Linked DNA regions of Homo sapiens: region 2 is linked to region 1. Evidence: chromatin loops called from intact Hi-C (ENCODE). Cell type or tissue: breast epithelium. All regions are shown on one strand.

Evidence for each region. A loop is a pair of places that touch in the nucleus more often than their neighbours do. Peaks named below come from ENCODE experiments on the same cell type or tissue, not always from the same donor. Only the 100,000 strongest peaks of a DNase experiment are listed, where the experiment ranks them.
Region 2: a loop joins it to region 1, with 8 times the contacts of the local background. A loop is called at or near these places in 1 of 110 quality-filtered maps.

What each region holds. Positions count from the first base shown.
Region 1 is chr2:74,030,490-74,034,489 of GRCh38, reverse strand. All of the region lies in intron 3 of TET3 (tet methylcytosine dioxygenase 3), which reads right to left. Among named protein-coding and RNA genes, the nearest start is that of TET3, 48 kb to the right of the region's middle. RefSeq lists a silencer at 1,603-1,748 and enhancers at 1,813-1,982, 2,053-2,152, 2,725-3,224, 3,225-3,726. In breast epithelium, no CTCF peak of the experiment used is centred here; a DNase peak (open chromatin) is centred at 1,891; H3K4me3 peaks cover 785 bases.
Region 2 is chr2:73,678,738-73,682,737 of GRCh38, reverse strand. It overlaps the pseudogene ALMS1P1. Among named protein-coding and RNA genes, the nearest start is that of NAT8, 38 kb to the right of the region's middle. In breast epithelium, a CTCF peak has its summit at 2,398 (motif pointing left); no DNase peak of the experiment used is centred here.

The DNA.
Region 1 (4,000 bases):
AAACTTATATAATGAAGACTTTAAAAAGCAAGGGAATGATAACAAAATTCAAGGTAATGGTTACCTCTGGAGGTGAAGAAGGGAGATAGGGCTGGGGGAAAACACCCAGGTAATTTCAATGATGTTGGCAATATTCCAGCTAACTTGGGGAACTGGCATGTGTTTATTATTATGCTTTATCTGTTTAACATATATAAAATACTAGGGTCAAGTATGGTTCAAGTAATACATAAAAAAAAAAACTATAATACAGCCATACCTTGTTTTATTGTGCTTCATTCTATTGTGTTTCACAGATACTGGGGGTGGTTTGTTGTTTTTTTTTTTTAATGACGAATTTAAGGTTTGTGGCAACCTCACATTGGGCAAGTCTCTTTTTCTTTTTTTTTCTCTGAGACAGAGTGTTGCTCTTGTTGCCCTGACTAAAGTGCAATGGCACGATCTCGGCTCACTGCAACCTCCGCCTCCTGGGTTCAAGCGATTCTCCTGCCTCAGCCTCCCAAGTAGCTAGGATTACAGGTGCCCACCACTATCCCTGGCTAATTTTTGTGTTTTTAGTAGAGATGGGATTTGGCCATGTTGGCCAGGCTGGTCTCGAATTCCTGACCTCAGGTGATCCGCCCGCCTCAGCCTCCCAAAGTGCTGGGATTACAGGAGTGAGCCACCGTGCCCAGCCACATTGGGCAAATCTTACTGGTGTCATTTTCAATAGCATGTGCTTACTTTGTTAGCATTTTTTGGCAAAAATGTATTTTAAAATTAAGGTATGTACACATTTTTTTAGCCATAATACTATCACACACTTGCTAGACTACAATATAATGTAAACACAACTTTTACATGCACTGGGAAACCAAAAAGTTCACGTGACCAGCTGTACTGCCATATTCACTTTATTGCAGTGGTTTAGAGCTGGACCTGCAGTATCTCCAACGTATGCCTGTTTATAATATTTAATCAGTAGATGTACACAACTGCTTAAAATGATATGGAATAAGAACATAAAACTAAATGTATTAAATGAAAAAGTGAAACTTGAGAATGTACTTATTAAATGAATGCTTTCAGAAGGTTTTTATGATGGGGGAAGTACATAATATTTGAAATGGGGGAAAAAATAGGATTCAAAATATTGCCCAATTTAACAGTTCAATTCAATCACAACGCATGCCTGTGTAAACACACAAAACAGCAAGGGGAATCATACAGAAATGTTAACAGTGCTTATCCTCTGCGTGATAGAGGATGAGTAACTTTCTCGTTTATAGTTTCCAAAATTTATCATAGGTATTTTCATTTTTATTTAGGGGAAAAAGATTTAAGAATAGAACACCTATAAAACACCTGAAACTGCAAACTACACATGTCTGTGAACGAGACGAGAAGGGAGCAGTCAGGGAAAATTTCTGGGTATTTTTTGTGCTATTTCTGTTGCTAGAGAGCTGTACGCAGTTATAACACAGAGGCAGATCACACATAATGCAGAAAGAAAATGAAGAAAATTTCTAAGAGATGAGACGCACTGGAAGGTGAAGATAAGCCTAGTTGAGATGGGGTGCCAAGCCTGAAACTCCCACCCATTAAAAGTTCTATGTAACTAACTTGCTGTTCTCGGACCAGAACTCCAAAATATAGCCCTGCAACTCTAACCTATGCAAAGTTATCGCCTGGGCAGCACACGCTCCCCTGCAGCAGGTGGGGGTGAAGGGGGAGCACAGCTGCTGGCTGCTCTGCAGGCTCCCCATGCCCCACCCCTAGCCTCTTGATCTGCGGCCCAGAGCAGGATCCAGCTCTCCTGACGGAAGCCCCTGCCTCAAGCAGCCGGTGGACAGAGGCCAGCCGGGAGGAAATCGAGCCTAACCACATCTGAGGCCTGGCAAAAAGCAGCAGCAGCTGCTCTGAAGCTGCCAGCACACAAGAACCAGGTCATGACGCGGAGGCAGCTCCTCAGCCAGACCCAGCAAGGGCCTCAACTCCCCTAACACACACACACACACACACACACACACACACACACACACACACACACACACACACAGAGACACACCCCTCTTGCAGCCGCTGGGGCCATCGCCCAAGCCCCATGGTGCACGTCCCATGGCCAGAAAAGCCCCCATCAGTTCCCAGCGAGGCAGGGCATTCTCACAACTCCTCCCACCCAACAGCACAGATCTACTCCTCATCACCCACACCTCCTACCCCAAAAGTCTAATAGGCTAAAGAAACAGAAAGCATGCATTGCTAACACCACAGTCCCCCGCAGAGCCAGTCCTTCACTAAAGGCTCCATGTACTTTCCCTAAAGAAGCCCCCAATCCCTCAAAACCCACTGACAGCTCAGGTGTGTCAAAGGGGCCAGGTTTAGAGAAGGAGGACAGCAGCCCACAGTTTTGAGTGCTGAGTGCAAACTTTAAATAAGCACCTTTACGTTTAAATGTAACCTTTCTATTCTTCCAACAATTCCACATCCATTTTAGTAGATGAGGTACAGAGAGGATAACTAACATACTCCAAAGCTCAGAATTGGTGAGTGGCAAAGTAGAATCCAACATCAGAGTCAATAGTGGATGCCCATGGCCTCCCAGGTACCAAGGTTCTAATCATTCTTTTGGAGAATGAGCTCCCACATGTGCCTCAATAAATATTCATGGATTTCAGCTTTTCACAGGAATCCCTGTGTGTTTGCCCCCACTCAATCCTTTCTGAAGGACTTAAGACCTAAGTTTTTCATTCAAAGAAATAAATCTTTAAGTGACCACCCAAAAATCTAGAGGAAAATTAATTTTTGGCAGAGGGTATCCACCTACCAGCCACAAGATCAACTTCACAGAGTAGGCTAGGAAATGCCATTTAGGGAAGCCTGCTGCTGTCCAGAAGGCAGGAAATTGGGGAGCACAAATTAATCCTCTTTATCCTAAACTTCAACTCCTGGAAAAGTCACACAACTCATCTTAGTGTGTAAAGCTTCATTATCCACAGTCACTACTCGTTTATTAGCCCAGATAACTGAAAGATGCCAGTAATCTGGGTTTGCACATGTTCATCTGAAAGGCCTGGGTGCAATGCTGGAGAAACAGAACAGGAACCTAGGCATTTGCGCAACCATTATCTGTTTCTGAGAGTCGGGGTGATGAGGAAGGCCACGGGGGTCCCTCGTCTCTCTGGCCTGTCTGTGGCAGCAGATCACCCACTCACCTGCCCACCCTGGGTTTCCGTGACCCTGCCGGTTACTGGTCCTCCTCCATTCTCCTTTTCCTCCTCCGTCCCCTCAACAGAGCTGTTCTCCACTCTCCTGCCCTCACTGCTCTCCATCGCCCCATGCTCCCCTCAGAAGCCTCCCCTCCAATCAAGGCCCCACCGCTCAGCCTGCACCAACAGCCCCAAAGTTTCCTTTTTCCTTGACTGCTTTCCAGCTACCAGACACACTTCCACTTGAATGCAACTTAAGCCCATCACATTTACAACTTAACTCAGCGCCTGCATCCTTTTCCTCAGCAACTCCCCCCCGGACATCCCTTTACAAAAAAAAATCACGTTAAGATCCATTCCCCTGGGCATCCTGGCTAAACCCTTCCATCCCCTCTGATGTCCTCTTGATGTTTCCATATGCAAGCAAACCCTAGTCCTGCCAACTGCTCCTGTAGAGCATTTCAGATCTGCCTTCTTTTTGTTTTCTCCTCATTTATCTCTCACAAGGACAAACTCAGGAGGTGGCTCCTTGACTGGCCCCCTGCCTCTGCTTCCACCCCAGAACACTACTGTTGGACTCATATTCAACCCACTGAGCCTTGAACCCCCATCACCCAGCTCCCAGGCCAGGGTGCCTTCTAATTCACAACTTACAACTTCTGTCTTGGTTCAAACAGTAAAAATAAATAAGTAAATAAATCTGTAGATAAGCAAATAAATGAACACATGAACAAATGTTATCAAGAGCAATAAAGACTACTTCCATCAAGCAGTGCTATTCCTAGAAACTTGAGCTTATAAGTTTGCATTAA
Region 2 (4,000 bases), 350 kb after region 1:
ACAACACATGAGGATTATGGGAGCTACAATTCAAGATGACATTTGGATGCGGACCAATCACAGCAGAACGTGAAGGAGGAGCAAAGGCACATCTTATGTGGTGGTAGGCAAGAGAGGGTGTGCAGGGGCACTGCTCTTTATAAAACCATCAGCTCTCATGAGACTTATTCACTAACACAAGAACATGGGAAAAATCTGCCCCCATGATTCAATTACCTCCCACTGGGTCCCTCCCACAACATGTGGAAATTATGGAAGCTACAATTCAAGATGAGATTTGGGTGGGGACACAGCCAAACCATATCACCATATTTCTATGAATTGTCTATTTGTTTTAAAGAGACTTAAATATAAATTGTGTTTTTAAAAAACCGACTCATAGAAGTTCTTTATATATTCTGGATACAAATTCTTTGCTGGTCAGATGTGCTGCAATTATCTTCTCCCATTTTGTGCCTTGTCTTTTCACTGTCTTTATGGTGCCTTTTGATAAACAAAAAATTTATCAAGATGAATTTATCAATCTTTTTCTTTATGGTTAGCACTTTGTGCCTTAAGACATTTTTCTGTTCTTACTCTCTTATATTTTCCTCTAAAAATTGTAATGGTTTTGCCTTTCATGTTTAAGTCTTTTTTCTTTTTGGTTTTTATTTCTATTAAAATTATGTATGTAACTATTATAAACAGCCAGGGTTCAATGGCTCTGTCATGTGAAACAGCAGCCCCTACATTCCCCAGCACTTCTTTCACAGGCTGTGTGACTCCTGCTCCATTGTCCAGGTCTAGCCTGCCTGCTGTCAGCTGCTGAGGAGGGTGAAGACAAGTCTCCTCCATGCATATACGCACTCCTCCCCTGCTCAGCTTCCCAGTGTGGTTAGATGGCCCTTTGGGCTACTTCACTATTCTGTGTTATTTTAAGCTAAGCTATACAGTAAGCCATGATGACTTATCCTTTCCTGAAGGCTTTTGATTTGTATCTTTTCCCTTAGAACTGATACTTTTCTTTTTGCCGTTGTTCAGTTTTCTGTGTATTTATCACTTATTCAATGCCAAATTCTATCAGATGTCCAAATGTCTCCTCTTAATATTTAGATGACGTGATTTAACGATTAGATCTCCCTGGTCTTTTCCAGCACCTCTGATCTGTCATTTGGATTGTTTATTTTCTGTGTGCCATTCAACAAACTCCACTTTAAAAAAAAAAAAAAAAAAAAGAAGATAGGGGTCTCACTATGTTGAACAGGTTGATCTTGAACTCCAGGCCTCAAACGACTCTCCCACCTCAGCCTCCCAAAGTGCTGGGATTACAGGCATGAGCCACCACATCTGGCCCCCATTCGACAAATTCTTATTGGGCCAACCACGTGCTACATGTTGTGTTAGACTCCAGAGAAACAAGGAGAACAAGATGGTTGTCATTCTTGCCTATGTGGAGCTTACTATCAAATTCAGGGGAAAAAAAACCCCAACAAATTCTGGAGCAATGTTTGCTATTCCTAACTGTTTGACTGGCTCTGAAGCTGATGCCTGCCTGTCATAAGATGGCACCAGTGTGGGGGACTCCTGAGTAAGAGAGGGGTCTTCCCCAGTTTCCTGTGTGGCCAAGGCTCTCTGCCTAAGTTAGGGATGAATACAGAGAAGTCTCTGAAGCACCTTCCACCTTTTCTCAGTTCACCTCTGTCTCATGAAATGAAGACTGTGATAGCCATTTTGTTAAGTCTAGCCCTACCTGTCTCATAGTTCCTTGAGGTTCCTGGACTTAGTGGAGCAATGGTGAGGCCAGACGAACTGTGTGATGAGACACCATCAGGGATCAAAGGAATATGTGAATTTGGCCATGACTTTTTGGGGACAGGCTGGAACATTGAACCCCAAGCCCCATGCAGAAGTCTAGCAAGTTGGGCTGACCTCTCAAGAGGGCTCTATTTTCTCCAGAGTGGAGCCTTGGGTCTCATCTCTGCAACAATCAGACTATCTAAAGTAAAGCCACCAGCATTGGAGGAAACAAATCCAGGATAGAGTAAGACAAGACACACACACCCATAGGCAGAGATTTTACTCCAGTGTCTATGGAGGAGATGGCTTGGGCTACTGAGCATTTTTTGGCCCATCATAGCTCCCTGAAAGGCTGGAGAGGAGCACATAGGGCTACGGCTGCTCAGGCAAAGAAAATTAATAGTCCACATCTATGTTCTCTGTGACTATGATCCCCTTAAAATGTAGCCTAGTCAGGTTTGGAAAATAATGCCCCCATTGCCACCACCCCAGCCTTGGTGGTGGTGGAGTTTCCTTAGATCAGGACTCTCATCTTGGGCAGCTGCAAGAGCCAAGGGCTATGGAGATGAGCCATGAGTGCCCCCTAGAGGCCAATGATGTTAGCTTTAATTTTAATATCATTCCCTTTTCCCCATGCCCACTCCCCACCATCCCCTTTCATGAGTATTTCGTGAGAAACTGGGAAAGGGCTGTAAGCAAGGCTTCAAAACCAGTAAAAATAAGTCTAGCATCAGAGGTAAAATCACCCAGCTCCCAGACTCGTAAAGACATAGACTGTGTCAACAGTTCAGCTTGGCCTCACTTCCTAAGGACTGGCTATATAGACAAGACAGGGCGGGCCCCCAGGGAGTGAAGGAATTTAATGAATTTGAGCAATTAGCCCGTTTTACAGCCTTCTGCCTTGCAGACGGTTTTGTCTCAAACCCTGTGTGAAATGTGGTCACCTAGTCAGTTGGAACCTGCTCCTGACAGACCCCAGCAACTTATAGATGAACTCACTTACAGTGAACTTTCCTCATTACAATGCTAAATCCTGCACCCTGGGAGAGCTATAGTTTCATTACCATAGCATGCGTCCTATGTGGTGGCACGATGACTCCCTCCATCTGTGTCACTGGGACCCCTCCTCTTCATGTGATGATGCACCTTCTCCCCTCTCGATCACTCTATAAAGCCTTCCTGTCATTTTCTCTTAGGAGACACTGCTTTGACGAATATTCCCAGAGCTCTTCCTACTTGTGACAAGTAATAAAACTCCTATTGATCAAAGTCTGTGTTCTCAGCGACTTTTGTTACTCACCAGGCAAACAAACCCCGCTTTTTTTTTGGAGGCAGTGGGGTGGGAGGGCCTGGGAAACAAATCTGGTTGATCCAGATGGGACTATGGACTGAGCCCTGACTCGACCTCCCTTATAGGCTGCTTACAGGCGAAGCAGCAGTCTGAGGAAGCATGAGTGGGTTAAGTTGCCAAGAGGGAGATTGGTGAAGGGCCTCAGGCATGCCAACCCCATCCCCCCAGCCCACCAGGAAAGCAGAAGTGGCTGCTTGGACCTTTCATTTGGTGCAATTTTGAGGCAGTAAGTGGTGGTGGTTCTGTGAACTGACTAAAAGAGTGGTTTTGGTTTTGATTATTAGGACTCTGGGTTGTCAGGTTTAGGACCTAGCTCAAGGGATCCAGGACTGTTGGGAATGGGCAGGACTCCCCTTCAGGTCTAGGAGTTGAGAGATGTCTCCATCCATTTTAACAGGGGAAGCCCTAATATAAAGACGAGGACTCTCATCTTTAAGACTTTGTCCCTGTCTGGTATATCTGTAGGCTGAATGCTTGTCACTTTTGCCAATACTTGTGTTTCTTTGTGGCCTGAATGCATGTGAAGTCTGGATTCCCTTCTCCTTAGTCTGTGGTAATCCCTAAAATATTGGGCTTCCATATTCCAGCAGTCACAGAAGAACTGTTATTGATTTGAAGAGGCCTAATTTAGAATGGGGCAGTTTGGGTGGGAATTCCTGGAACCAAAATACAGTGATGTAGACTTTACATGAGCAGAGTGTGCACCCTCTCCAGAAAGAACACCTTGCTTACTTGATTGATTTACATACCTCCCACCACTCAAGCTGGATCCGGAACTACTGTGGAATCTCCATGAGATTTCCAGGGAAGCTACCCAGACTGAACATGATCCAGGGAGAGGCAACCCCTATTGTCCTCTCCTAGCTTCCCAGC